Regions from separate parts of the Homo sapiens genome. Here region 2 is linked to region 1. Evidence: read pairs that join two places in POLR2A ChIA-PET (ENCODE). Cell type or tissue: PC-3. All regions are shown on one strand. Links, peaks and the distances in the headings refer to the core of each region. The heading gives the core; the rest is flanking DNA. Region 1 has its middle 15 kb from the start of PMAIP1. Region 2 has its middle 66 kb from the start of PMAIP1.

Region 1 (8,976 bases), core at 750-8,749:
CATACTGAGTGGCAAGGATGGTAGCAGTGAGTTAGACCAAGCCAGAACTAGAGTTTAATTTTGCTCTGGAGGCAAAAATGCACAGGGCAAGATCTCACAAGAAAAGTAAAGGCATTCTGTATGTGGGATTTTCCTTTCCTAAAAACCATTCTGGGGTGGGGGTGTGTGCAAGTTTTTCCCAAGTCACACAACACTGATGAATCTGCTATATTTGAACTACCCCCTTTTCTTAGATCTCTGTCATTCAGCGTATTAATGGTGATTCCACTGCAGATTGCCTGGATCCCTTGAAATTTGGGTAAAATAAAGAGGCTCTGGCTGGGTGTGGTGGCTCACGCTTGTAATCCCAGCACTTTGGGAGGCCGAGGAAGGTAGATTACCTGAGCTCAGGGGTTCGAGACCAGCCTGGCCAACACAGTGAAACCCCTTCTCTACTAATAATACAAAAATTAGCCAGGCATGCTCCTGTAATCCCAGCTACTCAGGAGGCTGAGGCAGGAGAATTGCTTGAACCTGGGAGGCGGAGGTTGCAGTGAGCTGAGATGACACCATTGCACTCCAGCCTGGGTGACAGAGTGCGACCTCATCTAAAAAAAAGGGGGGGTTATCTTCCCAAGGTGGAATCCAGTGAAGTTTGGCCTAGTAGTTGTTTATTTAAATAAACTCTTCTGGTAATAAACCTTCAGGGCAGGGAATTTTGAGGCTAAGATGAAAGAAAGCCCTGGCTGAAGAAACAATGACCAAAGCCACTCAATTGTCACTTCAGTGCTGGTGAGTGTGGATGCAGGTGCCCAGTAAGGCCAGACAGCAACATCCCTCAGGGTGAGTTATGACCCAGGCATCAAAGGAGGCCACCTCAACGCCCAGCTGCCAGGAGGAACATGATAGTCAAAGGAAAAAACAAGGGTGGGGCCCGTGTGAAGAGGCAAAATATATTCTCACTTTCATCAGGAGCTAGGATCGGCTGGGTGGATTACCCAGCCCTTGGCTAGAGTTCTGGAGGATTCAGATTAGAGATGCTGGATCAAAACAACGGAAGAAAAGGCTGTACAGAGCCATTCTGTAAACACAGGCCAAATTTTACTATTTGCTGCTCTACCTAATGTTGTGATTACTACTGAGTGCTTCCTCTCTTTGTTTGTTCTTCTGAGCCAACCTTTGTCCTCTCTGCCTAGACACTCATTTTCCTGGTAGGACACTCTGAGTTCCGGAAAGACGACAAGATGAATAACTAAGGCTCAGGGAGAGATAAATACTGCCCCGTCTGCAAAACCACAATGCCTGGCAACCACCTAGAGCCCCACACTTGGAAACAGAAAGAAATCCTGGGGTTTCTAGAAACCAAACCCACTGGGACCATACAACTTCAGACAAAGCTGTGGCCTCACTTGAGCATAGCTTACAACTCTCTAACGTTGATCACAGCAGAAGCCCCATGGCCATATGTACTGTAGCAGTTGGGGAGGGCGTGAGGTGGAAAAAAAAAAGTTTAAAAAAAAAGTTTCCATTCTTTTGAAGCCTGAGTTGAAATAAGGAGAGGGGAAGAAGCTGAGAAAAGCAGGAACTAATCGGGCAGCTGACTCACAGGGGCAGAATCTCAGGTTCATTTGCTCTCAGCAGAAAATTATCTCTCTCCAGTCAGTTCCACTGTTTTCACTCATCGAGCTGATAGCCTAAAAATAGAGATTAATGTGGAACATTATCTTTTAAAAATGCACCTCCCTCTGGGAATGGTAATAAGCCATCAGCCATTCACACATTGTTGTGAATTAGTTTAATTTAGTGAGTGGGAATTAGAATGGAGGAAATTTAGAAAGTAAGTAATCAGCCTTTATTTAACACATGAGGAAATCATGGTCCAGAGATGGGAGCTTCTGGGCTTGAGCTCGCACAGAAGGTAAACAGCAAACAGAGTTAAACAGCAACTACTACTCTCCCGGGTCTCCTGTGAGATCTGCCGACTCACATTCTCCTGGCACTCATTATGACATTTATTTATTTATTTATTTATTTATTTATTTATTTATTTGAGACCGAGTCTCACTCTGTCACCCAAGCTGGAGTGCAGTGGCGCGATCTCAGCTCACTGCACCCTCTGCCTCCCAAGTTCAAGCGATTCTCATGCCTCAGCCTCCTGAGTAGCTGGGATTACAGGCGTGAGCCACCGCGCCTGGCCATGACTGACGTTTAAAATAGTCATCTGCTGAGCATCCCTAGCATGCCAAGTGCAGGAGTAAGAGCTGGAGACACAATAGATGTGGCTGTCACCTCATGGAGCTTATAGTCCAGCTGGGAGACTGGTAAGTGAATACAGGATCAAGGACCACTCCCCAGTAAATGAAGCAACTCTGACCTCTGCTAGGTTATGAAGAAAGAAAACAAGACATAGAGATCAAGAAGGAGAATGATTTCAGATTAGGTGGCAGAAGAGGCCTCAGGGCATTTCAGCTGGGATCTGGAGGATGCAAAGGTGCTAACCTCGACAGGAGGGTGTGAATACATGTAAAAGTTTGAGGAAAGAAAGCTGCATGTCGTCCAGTAACTGACAAAAGTTCGCGGTGCTTTACATTGGACTTTCAAGATCTGGCTTCAAACCCTGGCTCCATAACCTACCAGCTCTGTGGCCTATGTATCTCCTGAGCTCGGGGATTTTGAGGTCATAAGAGATAGTGGTTAGAGATATTGTCTTCATCTAATGGCCTTTGAGATTAGAATTCATCCATTTACATTTCACTTGACTTCTGTTTTGGATACTTATTGCTAAGTTTCCTATGCTATACAGTGACATTTTTCAGTTCTGAGGAATATAAAAATGTCTTTTACTCTCACACTGACTTTCCAAACTCTAATACTTCGACATTGCTAACTCTGTGACTTCATTTTAAGATCTTGACACGGTTCCAATTATATATTATATCTTTATTTCATTGTAGTGTTGCTTGATAGTACTGAAAAAGATACTAATACACTTGACTCTGATTTTAATATCACCCTTTGCTCTGTATTTTAATTTCTGCTGCCACTAACAAATGGTAGCCTCTGTGAATTTCTGAAACTGCCCCTTAGAGACGGAATGAAATGGATACCATTTGGAGATCACTGGAAAAGCTCAAAGCAAAATTTATTTTATTGTTCTGTTGTTTTATTGTGAGTCCCATTAGATGGTTCCTGCCCCATCCAATCTTTCTTATTTATTTATTTAAACCTTCGGTTGATGTGTAACATACAGAAAACAGTGTCATAAATTTTCACAAATTGAAGACACATATGCAAACAGCAGTGACCCAGTTAAGAGATGGAATGTTATCAACACTCCAGAAGCCCTTCTTTGACCCCTTAAGTTACAAAACCTTGTAAGGGGGACCACTATTATGACTTCTAATGTCTTACAGTAGTTTTGCCTGCCTTTGAACCTTTTATAAATGAACCCACAAAGTATGTACTCTTCTGTGTCTGACTTCTTTCACTCCACATGTTTGTCATATTCATTCACATTCTTGCCCATAGTTACAGATCACTTATTGTAGTTGCTATACAGTATTTCACTGTGGGAAAATACTACAATTTATGCATTTTATAGTGGTTGGGCGTTTAGACAGGGTTCCAGCTTGGGGCCACTACAATTAGGGCTGCTATGAATATTCTTGGACATGCCTTTTGGTGAACATGTACGTACATTTCTATTTATAACTGAGAAGGAAATAACTTGGACCACATAAATTTGAATTTTATTTGCATATTCTTTGAGCAATTAACACAAACATATGCTTTAAAATATTCAAAAGTTACAGAAGAGTGTACAATAGAAAATAGTTGTCCCTTCTACTCCTGCCCACCAACCACTCCATTCTCCTTCTGAGAAGCTTACTGTTATCCATTTCTCATGAAAACAACAACAAAAACAACAACAAAAATATATATATATATGTAGCACTGGGCACAGTGGCTCACACCTGTGGCACTTTGAGAGGCTGGGGCGGGCAGATCACTTGAGCTGAGGAGCTCGAGACCAGCCTGGCCAACATTACGAGACCCAGTCTCTACTAAAAATGCAAAAATCAGCCAGGTGTGGTGGCACATGACTGTAGTCCCAGCTACTTGGGAGGCAGAGGCACGAGAATCACTTGAATCCAGTCAGCGGAGGTTGCAGTGAGCCGTGATCGCACCACTGAACTCCAGCCTAGGCAACAGAGCGAGACTCTGTCTCAATAAATAAATAAATAAATAAATAAATAAATAAAAAATAGCTTTTTTTCTTTTTGTTTTTGGAACTATCACATTTTATCGGTTGCAATCACATCTTTATAAACACATCCTAATTGATTGAACTGCGGTCCTAATAATACTAATAAACCATGTGTGACATAGTTTACAACATACTTTTATCTACTCTCGCTATTTAATCTTCCCCCCCAAACTGAGGAGGTAAGCACAGAGTTAAGACAACCATTTAACAGATGGGATAACTAAGCCCCAGGGAAGTCGATCCTTTGCCTAAGAACATGTTGGGTTTCCAATGGCAGAATTAGGAGTAAATCCAGATTTCTGGCTAAAACTAAGTAACTAGTTTTAGTTACTTCCTGCATTAAGGAATCAGAGTTAATATCTGACAGCAACAATGTCAAAACTGACAGTGCCTGGTACGTAGAGCTGCTGTGTCTCTTGGGAGCCAAAGCCGCCCAGGGAATCTGTGCTGGACCCAAGCCTCCTTTAGCCCAAAGCTCCAGAGCTCCAATAGGGCAGAGTTCCTGGGACCCTGAAAGGAGAGGGGGAAACTCTCATGGCTCCCGACGAAAGTTGGAGATCCCATGCTCCTCTCCTGCCAGAAAGTCACTGAATCAGATAAATGTGGGTATGTGGTTTTTGCCTTTTCCCCAAAAGACAGCTTTAAAAGAATTACCTACTGATGATGACCGAGCTAACTCATCTCCACTCCCCAGCCTGTTTGTGCACTTGAGGTCTCATATTCAGAAAGTGATTCATTTCCTCTTTTTTAGTTTCCTTTCTCTCTTTTTTTTTTTCTTCTCTGAAACAAAAATGCTTTTGTTTATAATCAAAGAATTCTGGTTGCAATTTGGCCTGTCATGTTTCCACCCAAGCACTGTGGCTTGCAAGGTTTCCCAGGAACGGCTTCTGTGTTTGAAATGAAGAATATGCCATTTTAAAATTTATTCCAGGGACTTTTAGGGTGGAACTGCCCCACTTACTTGCCCTATTCCCCTCATTTTAGGAATGGTCTTTTGACTTTTTTCATAGTGTTATTTTACTTGTTATATGTAAAATGTTTATTTGGAAACAGAATGTTTGTTCCCTGGTGCTACAAAGAAATAGCACTTGAACATAAATTTAATTTTCTTACTAAGGCCATTTTTACTTTCTGCAGAAAGAGTGCCCGTCACAGATGGAACAATGGCGACAGCACATCCAAACAAAGGAGGGAAGCAATTTTTATTCCTTAAGTAGTTTGTCCCTGCTACTGTGTCCTGTCTCCATTGGCTGGAGTCAGACAGCACAGTCTAAACTAAAACCCGATTGACTAACAGTTTGAAACTTTTTTAAATAGGTAAAAGTAATGGAAAGACAAAGGAAAAGAGGAAGTTGCTTATGCCAAATAGGGAAGGGGCATAGGCTGCGAGCTGGAAGGTGCCTGTGAGCATGTCCAGCACAAATATCTTGGTTAAGGTACAAGGACATAGAATGTACTACGTGCCTGTGAGCATAACAGCTACATAGGAGTGGACCTAACAAAGAGTTATTAGCATAAAGTGAGGAGGCTTGAAGGAAGTTAGTCTTTAAAAGAAATTATTATTTTTATCATTTATGATTTATTTTTTAACAAGAAGGGAAACTTTGAAGAGGAAACTTTTTACTTTCTACATTACTGATCCAAACTTTCATATTCCTAGGAAGTCAAATGTGTCCTTGGGATTTAGTCTTCACAGTAGGCTTTCAAAATCCAGTCCAATCCTAAAATGATGAAAATACTCACCTATGATTTATTTAAGCATGTTTTAACATGTTTGATATTTATATTTAAATGTGAAATTTTGGAATTTGTTTTGATGCAGATAATGAGGTAGGAAACTGACATTAATTATTTTTTCTGAATGTATAATCAATTGTCTCAAAACCACTTATGGAGGCCAGGCGCAGTGGCTCCCGCCTGTAATCCCAGCACTTTGGGAGGCTGAGACGGGAGGATCATCTGAGGTCAGGAGTTTGAGACCGGCCTGGCCAACATGGTGAAACCCCATATCTACTATAAATATATAAATTAGCCGCGCGTGGTGGTGGGTGCCTGTAATTCCAGCTACTCAGAAGGCTGAGGTAGGAGAATTGCTTGAACCCAGGAGATGGAGGTTGCAGTGAGCAGACATTGCACCACTGCACTCCAGCCCGGGCCACAGAGCAAGACCGTGTCTCAAAAAAACAAAAACAAAAACAAAACCCACTTATGGAATAATCAGTTCATTTTGTCTTCACTGAATTGAAATGCCACCTCCATCATATACATCATTCCCACATTTTGAGGTCTGTATCTTTAGCTCTCTGCTCTGCGGAACTATTTAATACTGTGTTTATATTTGCTTTGTAATATTTTAACGGGTAGGGGTGGTTGTCTGTGGGCTTTTTACATTCCTAAAAAAGTCTTCATGGCATTCTAATTGGACTTGCATTGTGTTCATAGAATAATTGGGCAGAGGAATGTCTTCTCATTCAGAAATCCTTCTTCCATTATGTCCTTCAGGACACAACCAGGATTCTTGATTTAGGTTTTGCATACGCCTTAGTAAGCATATTGATAATTTTCATTTTTTTCAGAGATGGGTTCTTGCTCTGTTGCCCAGGCTGTAGTGTAGTGGTACCATCATAGCTCACTGCAACTTCAAACTCCTGGACTCAAGCCATCCTCTTGCCTCAGCCTCCTAAGTAGGTGGGACTACAGCTGTGAGCCACCACACCGAGCCTATACATATATATATTTTTGTTACTAATTGAATGGTGCTTTTTTAAAACATTGATTTTTCTAACCGATTATGACTGAACTATAGCCTGTTATTGCTGGACTAAAACAGACTATAAGAAGGCTGTTTTATTTTTCTTTTCTTTTTTAGAGATGGGATTTCACTATGTTGCCCAGGCTGGTCTCGAACTCCTGGGCTCAACTGGTCCTCCTCCATTACTCTCCCAAGTAGCTAGGATTACAGGCACAAGCCACTGAGCTCAGAGTCCAAGTCTGTTTAAAAAACTAATGTGGTATCGGCCAGGAGCGGTGGCTCACGCCTGTAATCCCAGCACTTTGGGAAGCCGAGGTGGGCGGATCACGAGGTCAGGAAATCGAGACCATCCTGGCTAACATGATGAAACCCCGTATCTACTAAAGATACAAAAGAACTTAGCCAGACGTGGTGGCGGGCGCCTGCAGTCCCAGCTACTTGGGAGGCTGAGGCAGGAGAATGGCGTGAACCCGGGAGGCGGAGTTTGCAGTGAGCCGAGATCGTGCCACTGCACTCCAGCATGGGCGACAGAGCGAGACTCCGTCTCAAAAACAAACAAACAAAAAAAGCTAATGTGATATCTAGCCTGATTGAAATCTCATGATTTCTAAAGTCTTTCTCATTTTTCAACTCTCCTGACAGGTGTACCAGGGTGGTGGGGCTGCTAGCTATGTTCCTTAGGCCACCTCTCTTTCTCATTCTCCCTTTCTTCTCTCTCTTACTCACTTCTCATCTGTCCCCTTCTCCATTTCGATGGTTTGGGGCATGTCCTCTTGGGCACTGGCCCCTCCCCCACCCTATCTGGGCATAAGAACAAACTGTCACTCACTTTTTCCCTTTTGCTGTGGCAATTGGATTTGATGCTAGGGCAACTGGAGAACTCTGACAACATTTAAACAGAGAAGAGACTCTGTCTTTTAAAAATAAAAATCTGGTTTGGGCCTGGTGGCTCACACCTGTGATCCCAGCACTTTGGGAGACTGAGATGGTAGGATTGCTTGAAGCCAGGAGTTTGAGACCAGCTAAGGCAACATAGCAAGATCCCACCTCTACAAGAAATAAAAGGTTAGCTGGGTGTTGTGGCACATGCTTGTAGTCCCAGCTACTCTGGAGGCGTAGGTGGGGAGGATCACGTGCGCCTAGGAGTTCGAGGCTGCAGTGAGCTATGATGGTACCACTGCTTCCATCCTCGGAACAGAGTGAGACCCTGTCGCAAATAAATAAATAAATAAATAAACAAAAATAATCAAAAACAAATTAAAGACAAAAATTGATCACTTTGAAGCCATGGAGAGAAGAGTTTTAAGAAGGGACCTGGGAACATTTGAATTAAAGAAAAGTACTCTGGCTGCAGCGAGAATAGATGGAAAAAGGGGCAGGTTTGGAAGCGGGAAGGCCAAAAAGGAGGCACCTGCAGTGGTTCAGGCCAGAGGAAGTGATGTCCTAGACTGTGGAAAGAAATGAACACAGCCCAGGGATATTCAAGATGACTTCGCCCTGATTGGCTGTGGGGTGAAAAAGAGGGAGGGGCGGAGAGGGAGACCTGGGCCTCCGGCTGGAACAACTGGAGGGATGTTGAAGATGGTCCTGGGTGTGGAAACCACGAACCTACCTGGAGGATGAAGGAGGAAGGTGCTCAGTGCGTTTCAGAAAGAAGGCCGGGGAGGTTGGATCAGATGTCCTGATCTCCCAGTGCCTTCGCAAGGTCTGCAGTTGCTCTGTTTTTATTTTTTAATTTCATTTCATTATTATTTTTTGAGACAGGTTCTTGCTCTATCACCCAGGCTCTGAAACCCCATCTCTACCAAATATACAAAAAGTAGCCGGGCATGGTGGCTCACGCCTATAGTCCCAACTACTCGGGAGGCCGAAGTGGGAGAATGGTTTGAGCCTGGGAAGCAGAGGTTGTAGTGAGCCGAGATGGAGCCATTCACTCCAGCTTGGGCAACAGAGCCATACCCCATCACAGAAAGACAGA
Region 2 (8,976 bases), core at 545-8,544, 80 kb after region 1:
AAGAACATAAACTCTGCACTGGATAATTTAGCTCCTGAGGGGAAATGGTAGTTTTGCATAGGCTGTGTTTCCACAAAGGAGGAACTCTTTTCTCCCCCAAGTTCTTTTTTCTTTTCAGTATACATGCATGTTGATATAAACGTTCTGTGAGAAACACAGTGTAATAGGCTGAGATTGTCATTTTTTTATTTTTATTTTTTGAGACAGAGTCTCCCTCTGTTTCCCAGGCTGGAGTGCAGTGGCATGATCTCAGCTCACTGCAACCTCTGCCTCTCAGGTTCAAGCCATTCTCCTGCCTCAGCCTCCCGAGTAGCTGGGATTACGGGCGTGTGCCACCACGCCTGGCTAATTTTTGTATTTTTTGTAGAGACAGTGTTTCATCATGCTGGCCAGGCTGGTCTCAAACTCCTGACCTCAAGTGATCTGCCCACCTCGGCCTCCCAAAGTGCTGGGATTACAGGCGTGAGCCACTGAGCTCGGCAGGATCTGAATTTTCAATTCTTTTACTGTTCTTGCTCCAGAGTGATCGACCCCAAACCTGTGAGCAGAGAGAGGATACAACAACCAGCTTAGGGCTTCTGGGCTTACAAGAATCAGGGAGCACAGGGAGTCCAAGTCAGGATTGGGGACATCATTTTCAGGGCCCAGGGCAAAATAAAATGTGAGATTCCTTGTTCAGAAAGTCTTAAGAATCTCAAAATCATGACAGCAGAGCATTAAACCAAGTAAGGGAGACTTCTAATATGGGCATAGAGATTCCTTCTTGTACAGGTCACATGCCCATGAAGCTGGCCCTGGTCAGAATTGTCTAGTCATCCTTTGGTATCTGTGGGAAAATGATTCCAGGACCCCTCCCCTGGTATCGAAATTTGAGGATGTTCAAGTACCTGATATAAAATGGCATAGTATTTGCATATAACTTAAACACATCCTCATGTATACTTTAAATCACGTCTCGATTACTTATAATACCCAATACAACGTAAATACCATGTAAATATTTGTTATACTCTATTGTTTAGGAAATAACGACAAGGAAAAAGTCTGTACATATTGATACAGATGCAACCATCCATTTTTTTTACAAAAATATTTTTGATCTTTAGTTGGTTAAATCCATGGTTGCAGAACCTACAGATACAGAGGGCCAATGTATATTCAAATACACTTTGTTCTCAGAGTCATGGAGAAAACACCACCAACATCAACATTAAGGAATACAGACCAAGACGATTTCTCTTAAAATTCTTTTTTTTCCCCTATAATCTAGCTTATATAATAATTGTACTTTCTATATTCCAGGCACAGTTATAAGTGTTTTACAAATTCTGACTCATGTTTTTCTTCTTGAGAACTCTATGAGGTAGATGCTACTATTATAATACCCATTTTACAGTTGAGGAAACTGAGGCATGGGAATTCACGTAAATTACTCCAAAGTCCACAGAACTTAGCCAGTCTGGCTGAGAGGCTGTGCTTTTAATGACTATATACACTGACTCTCTCAAATAAAAATAAGACATATTTACCTTAGTATATGACTCTGTTCCCAACATATTTTTGGAAGATGACAGTTTTGAAGAGTATCTTCTTTTTTAATCCTCAAAGAGAGAGGATTTAATTAATTACAGGTATCTGTAGAGAACTCCATGAATCCTTCAGGTTCCTGCAACCTAACCCATTTATCTATGATCCCATATGAACTGTTACATCATCTCACTTTTTAGCTCTCTGATTCAGTCACAACTATTCAAAAACACATCTGAGAAAGAATAAATGTCCAAAAATACATCCCTAAAGGAACATCAGTAACTATTACTACCCCCGCTCCATCCCCAATAACAAAGTAGCTTTCAAGAAAAGCTGATAAAACCTTGAGCAAATAAACACACAGCACTTAAGGTAGCTCCTGAGAATACCTCTATACTCACTGCCGAGGGAAACAACTAGCATTTTTGAATTTGAAGAAAAGGTTAAATTGGATCTTGCACCATAAAAGAGAGTAAACCACAAAACGAATCTTAGAAAGCATTTTATTCGAAGTGTTAAAATAAATACAAAGTTACGGTATGTATGTATGTAATAACTTTATATGGAAGCTTCATATAGTCATTCCCATTTACCTTTCATGAGATGTTTGATAAATGTATTGTTTCTTTTTCTTTTTTGAGACAGCATCTCACTCTGTTGCCCATGGTAGATTGCAGTGGCACAATCACAGCTCACTGCAGCTTCCAACTCCTGGGCTCAAGTGATCCTCCTACCTCAGCCTCCTGAGTAGCTGGGACCACAGGTGCATGCCACTGAACCCAGCTAATTAAAAAAATTTTTTTGTAGATATGGGGGTCTCACCATGTTGCCCAGGCTAGTCTTGAACTCCTGGGCTCCAAGAATCCTCCCACCTTTGCCTCTCAAAGCGTTGGGATTGCAGGTGTGAGCTACCACACCTAGCCTGTTTCTGTATTTTATTTGCCTCTCTGTGCACTTTAGCTTCTGGAATGGAAATTAGGATTGTGGATTTTAACCTCACTGATGAAGACAGCATTTTTTTTTCTCAAGGAATCTGAACCGATCCAAACCAAATGATATAAATATATGGAAGAATATAAAAAAAAAACCCTTACTACACAAAGAGAATTTTTGTTTCCCTAAAAAGTGTTTACTTCAAAGCTATTTCTTAAAAAATGCTGAAAGGGTATGGGCGCAGCGGCTCATGCCTGTAATCCCAGCACTTTGGGAGGCCGAGGTGGGAGGATCACTTGAGGTCAGGAGTTTGAGACAAGCCTTGGCAACATGGTGAAGTCCCCGTCTCTACTAAAAATACAAAAATTAGCCGGGCGTGGTGGCGCGCGCCTGTAGTTGCAGCTACTCGGGAGGCTGAGGCAGGAGAATCGCTTGAACCCAGGAGGTGGAGGTTGCAGTGAGCCGAGATTGCACCACTGCGTTCCAACCTGGCCACAGAGTGAGACGCCGTCTCAAAAAAAAAAAAAAAAAAAAAAAAGTTCTCTGACCCTGTCGTGTTTGGGAACCTTATTTGAACAACTTACTGAGTGTAATGGGGTCATGATGGATTTTCCTAGACATTGCTTAGTGCTTCATGGACCTTGCTCCATGATGTTTTGTCAGGAAATGCTGCTCCCATTGGCATGCTTTCTCTCTTCCCGCGGTCGCTGGTGGGCTCCGGGGTTGTACTGGTTATTTGCTTGTTCTCAGGTACATATTTCTCCCTTCTCTTCCCTTCTCAGCAATGCAGCTCTCTCGCCTTATTCTTTCCATGAAAATTCTGCTAATGTAAGACTAGAAGAGAAGATGCCGGGAAAAGCCTGGGTTTCTCTCTCTCTCAATCTTGGAATCTTGGGAAGTGGATTTGTCTTTTCCTCAGAGCAGCTCCCTCTACACTGTCCCTCTTTCCCCCTCCTTTTCTCTCCTTGGTTTTACCCTCCCCCAGCTTCAAATCCCCTCCTTTTGACATAAACTATGCTGCCTTCCATTTTCTGACTAGACCCTGACTAATTCGGGGGTGATCAGGAGCTGTGCTAACCTACACCAAAATTGTCTCTGTTCCTTTTCCTCTGGTCATCACTTTTTTTGAGATTATAGAACAGGGATGTGTACCTTTCACTGTTTTGATGTTTGTGGACAGATATTTTGGCTCTTTAAAAACTTCTGTGAAACATTAGAGAAAATTTCATCTGCTATTGTCTCTTGCAATTCCACTATCAGTGTTTTATTTTACTTTATTTTAAATTGTTAATCAAACTTTATTTTTAATTGTAAATTGTCAACTTATATAAATTTATGGGGTACAAAGTGATGTTATAATTTATAAATATGAAGTGAAATAATCTCTCTTAGCAATTTTGAAAGGTACAACCCTCTAATATAAATATATTCACCATGCTTGGCAATAGAACTAAAAAAACCCTATATTCTTCTGTGAAACTGAGATTCTGTACCCTTTGACTGTCATTTCCCCATACCTTCATCCCTCTCTTCTCATCCTTACTCCACCTCTCTCAACAAGTGCCAGGCTCTTATTTATAAAATGCTCTCATCAGAACTGCATTTTTGCAAAATACCTTTTTTCTAATAACAAGTGTATAAAGAGAGAAACCTACCTACGCACTGACCAACTTCTAACTAGAATAATCCATCCTGATTTCTTACAGCTTCAGGGGTTTCAGACACATAAGCCAAAGGCTGCTTCATCTTGAACTCTCTATTTCTTTCCTTGGCTTGTCACACTCCTTGAAGGAAAGTCAAATGACTCTTGGGAGCAATAGCTATTTATTTATTTCTTGTTTGTTAATTGGAAAAGGTAAAAGGAAAAAAAGAAAAAATAATGTAACAAGCATTAGCACCCATAAGAACATATTAAACTCATAAAATTAAGAAACATTTCTAGTAAAGTTGAAGTTCCCTTGATCTTCTCTCTGATCCTGTTCCCTTTATTTCTTCCCATAGGTCCACACAATGATAATTGGGCATTTTATTATGTCTGCTCATGCTTTAAATTTTGCTACATATATATTTAATACACAGCATATAAATATTGCTTGCATGTGTTTACAAGTTTACAAAAGTGGTGTATCTTGCCAAGATCAGATTGATCTAATCTCTGGGAATAAGAAAGAATAAAATTTCCTGAAATTACAAGCTCTGTTTTAGAAACTGTTCCCTTGAGCAAATTTTAATCTCTAGAGTGATCAGAGTGGCAAATCTTCACTGCAGACAAGAATTCTTGAGATGAGCCTCTTTTTGCCTTAGTGACTTTATGAGGTTCTCTTAGAAAATGACACCAGCTGTGGATTATCTCTTACCTAAGGGCTGTAAACTTGAGAAAAACTTGCTTTCAGAACATTTTCAACAGTAGATTTCTTTCTGAGAAGCTGATTTTTTTTTCTGCATCTATTAAAATCTTCAGGTGGTCACTATAGTGAATAAATACATATTTGCTATATTTTAAATCCCTGGATACAAGATGTCATTGTATTCACAGTTTTATCTGTCCCAATATAGATTTTTCATGTTAGTGACAAAAATTTCAGAAAAAACATTAAAAATGTGAGTTAGTCATAGTATTTATAAATCCATCTTTTTTTTCAGCATGGAAAATTTTAATGATTTTTCAGAAATACACATGGGAATTATAAATTCTTCAAAGGTATACAGTTCTATATGCTTACAGTACCATGAGAAACAGCTGAGTACCTTAATACTTTAATTGGAATGAAATGTCTCCTCACCTTAGGGTGATTTTAATGAAAGCTGGTATGTTAATGAATCTAGCCATTTAGTGGCCACCTGTGACTAAAATACTCAATTACATTGTGTTAGATTTTAGAGTAAGAATTTTATTTCTTTGAAAGTTTAATGAATGCATTCAGTTTCTAATATTTATGGATAATTGGATTGATTGACAATGTCTACTAGTAAAGTGATTAGCCATCCTGGTTTTCCTGGTACCGAGGGGCCTCCCAGGACATGAAACTGTTTTAAAACCATTCCTGGGCAAGCTGGGACGAATTGGCCACCCTACCTATGTAGCTACAATGTGCTGTCTAGGCATGCAGGAGACAGCAATAACTAAGATAATCAAGTCACTGTTCTCATCTAGTGCATGGAGAAAAACAGATGATAGATAAACAATCATGTGTAACATCAGATAGCTATAGGCTATGCAGGGGACTAAAACAGGTTAATGTAATAGAAAGTAGCTGGGTAGCTATTTTAGGTAGAATGTTTGAAAATGGGGAGGTGACATTTAAGCTGAGATGAATGGCATGTAAGTGCTGGTCATATAAAAATAGGAAGAACATTCTGGTCAGAGAGAAAAGTTAGAACACAGTTTATAGGTCAGGAATCAGGTTGGTGTGTTCAAGGAGCCCAGAGGGGTCAATATGCCTAGAGTAGTGCGGGTTTATTAGTGGTCTAGGGCTGCCGTAACAAAAGACCCCAAACTGGGTGGCTTAGCTCAACAGGAATTTATTGCTTCACAGTTCTGGAGACCAGAGTCTGAAATCAGGGTGTCAGCAGGGCTATAGTCCCTCTTAGCTACCAAAAGCTAGGAAGGGCAAGAAAGGATCCTCCATGGGAGGATTGTAGATGCACTGCTCCAATCTCTGCCTTCATTGTCACCTGGCATTCTTTCCGTGTCTCTTTTCTTTGAGACAGTGTCTCCCTCTGTCACCCAGGCTGAAATGCAGTGGCATGATTATGGGTCACTGTAGCCTTGACCTCCTGGGTTCAAGCCATCCTCCTGCCTCAGCCTCCTGAGTAGCTGGGACCACAGATGTGCACCACCATGCCCTGCTAATTTTTTTTTTTTTTTTGAGATGGAGTCTTGCCAGGTTCCCCAGACAGGACTTGAGCTCCTGGGCTCAAGTGAACCTCCCGCCTTGGCCTCCCAAAGTGCTGGAATTACAGGCATGAGCCACTATGCCCCGCCAATGTCTCTGTCTTTACATGGCCTTTTCTTCCAATAAGGACATCAGTCATTGGATTTAGGGCCTTCTGTAATGATGTCATCTTAACTTGATTACATCTGCAAAGACCCTATTTCTAAATAAGATCATGTTCACAGGTATGAGGGTAGGCTGTGTTAGAGATTCAATATGTCTTTTTGGGGGACACAATTCTCTTCACTACAGTGGGCAAAGCCAGAAGTGGCACAAGAGACAGAGATGGAGGCAGGGCCCAGATCATGCAGGTTTTGCAAGGCAAAGTAAGGACTAAAACTCCTGATGGATTTTAAGGAGGAGAGAGATGTGATATCACAGCCAGTTAAAAGTAAGATGACTGCTATGGAGAGATGGACCACGGGATGGTAAGGGCGGAGAGAAAGAGACAGGTTAGGAGAGGGTTGGCATGGCCTGGGTGGTGATAGTGGTGGTGAAGAGGCAGTGAATTGGACAGAGTTGGGATATGATTTAAAGAGAGAACTGCTAGGTTTTCTAGCTTAGAAAGGACAATATGCCATTCCTAGACCCATTCCTCATGGGGTAAGAAAAGATAGCTGCTTCTCTAGAGGGCTGTGGGGAAGGAGGAAGAGATATTTTTATGGAATAAGCAGGTTTCAGATAGGGCATGAAAGAGGAGAGGAGAAGGTTTAGAGAAAAGTTTGAGGATAAAGCAAGTTTCCTGATGATACACTGTACATTCCATAGAATGCACCAACAGGGTTTTAGAGGGTGGAGAGGAAGGGAAATCGGGTCATATTCGTGCATGTGCCTGCTAGTTTGGGTGATGGTGGCTGACAGGCAGGATTTGGGCTGCTGCTGATGACTGAGGTGAAGTGATTGTAAGCATGCTTTTTTAAAGATGCATCATAAGCTGTTTTTTTTCCATAAATGGAAGTGTTAGGGAAACACCTTTAGAAGCAAATGTTGAGAATATGTTAGTTCAACATGTTTATTTCTGCATTGGTTTGTATGAAATAGGTTTACACATACAGCTTTAAAAGGCAAATGTAAGTTTGCTTTCTTAATAATTCATTATAAGCTAAAGGATTAGTATAATAATCTCATAGCGGAAGACAGCCAGTTTAGTGTGTCTCATATGGGAGCCACTGGACAATTGTTTTGTCTTGCAGTTTCCAGAGGCAGAGTGGGCTGGTGAGAGCCAAGGCCTTCTACAGACTCCTTCTTTAGGAGGTTGGGAGTAATAGGCTCCTGGTCAGCTGGCAGAGAGCTGGCATTATCTGGAGCAGGAGGTTAGGCATTGCCTTGTTTCTTGGTGACACAATTAAGCATAGACTATTATTCACAAAAGCCTCTCCCGTTGCAGGGAGCCTCTTCTGCTCATGTGTCAAGTGGTCACGGTGCTAAGGTTTAGTTGCTCTAGACATGTCTACAATTTAGAACTCATGCACCAAAGATGAAAATTCCGTGCTCCGGGACGAACTGCTGTTCCTGGGCGGCCCGGCTAGCTCTGCCTACGCGCTCAGCCCCTTCTCGGCCTCGGGAGGGTGGGGGCGCGCGGGCCACTTGCACCCCAAGGGCCGGGAGCTGGACGCTGCCGCGCAGCCCGAGGGCCAGCTGCTCCGGGAGGTGCGCGTGCTCGGGGTCCCCTTCATCCCTCGCGCCCGGGTGGATGCGTGGCTGGTGCACACCGTGGCTGTCGGGAGCGCGGACGAGGCCCACGGGCTGCTCGGCGCCGCCGCCGCCTCGTCCACCGGAGGAGCTGGCGCCAGCGTGGACGGCGGCAGCCAGGCTGTGCAGGGGGGCGGCGGGGATCCCCGAGCGGCTCGGAGTGGTCCCTTGGACGCCGGGGAAGAGGAGAAGGCACCCGCGGAACCGACGGCTCAGGTGGCGGACGCTGGCGGATGTGCGAGCGAGGAGAACGAGGTACTAAGAGAAAAGCACGAAGCTGTGGATCATAGTTCCCAGCGTGAGGAAAATGAAGAAAGGGTGTCAGCCCTGAAGGAGAACTCACTTCAGCAGAATAATGATGATGAAAACAAAATAGCAGAGAAACCTGACTGGGAGGCAGAAAAGACCTCTGAATCTAGAAATGAGAGACATCTGAATGGGGCAGATACTTCTTTCTTTCTCTCTGGAAGACTTATTCCAGTTGCTTTCATCACAGCCTGAAAATTCACTGGAGGGCATCTCATTGGGAGATATTCCTCTTCCAGGCAGTATCAGTGATGGCATGAATTCTTCAGCACATTCTCATGTAAACTTCAGCCAGGCTGTAAGTCGGGATGTGAATCTTCATGAGGCCATCTTGCTTTGTCCCAACAGTACATTTAGAAGAGATCCAATAGCAAGGACCTCAGTCACAAGAACCATTTCTGCAGTTAAATTCTCATACCACCAATCCTGAGCAAATCCTTCCTGGAACTAATTTGACAGGATTTCTTTCACCGGTTGACAATCATATGGGAATCTAACAAGCCAAGACCTACTGTATGACCTTGATGTAAATATATTTGATGAGATAAACTTAATGTCATTGGCCACAGAAGACAACTTC

Evidence for each region. ChIA-PET counts read pairs that join two places held together with the same protein. Peaks named below come from ENCODE experiments on the same cell type or tissue, not always from the same donor. Only the 100,000 strongest peaks of a DNase experiment are listed, where the experiment ranks them.
Region 2: POLR2A ChIA-PET joins it to region 1 with 15 read pairs; 12 of 35 experiments call an interaction of 5 or more read pairs at or near these places.

Annotation. Positions count from the first base shown.
Region 1 is chr18:59,880,965-59,889,940 of GRCh38, forward strand. No RefSeq gene overlaps it. Among named protein-coding and RNA genes, the nearest start is that of PMAIP1, 15 kb to the right of the region's middle. RefSeq lists enhancers at 1,484-1,533, 4,915-5,144. In PC-3, for the core only: no CTCF peak of the experiment used is centred there; DNase peaks (open chromatin) are centred at 1,197 and 4,927; H3K4me3 peaks cover 2,335 bases; H3K27ac peaks cover 2,764 bases.
Region 2 is chr18:59,961,553-59,970,528 of GRCh38, forward strand. It overlaps the pseudogene NFE2L3P1. Among named protein-coding and RNA genes, the nearest start is that of PMAIP1, 66 kb to the left of the region's middle. In PC-3, for the core only: no CTCF peak of the experiment used is centred there; no DNase peak of the experiment used is centred there.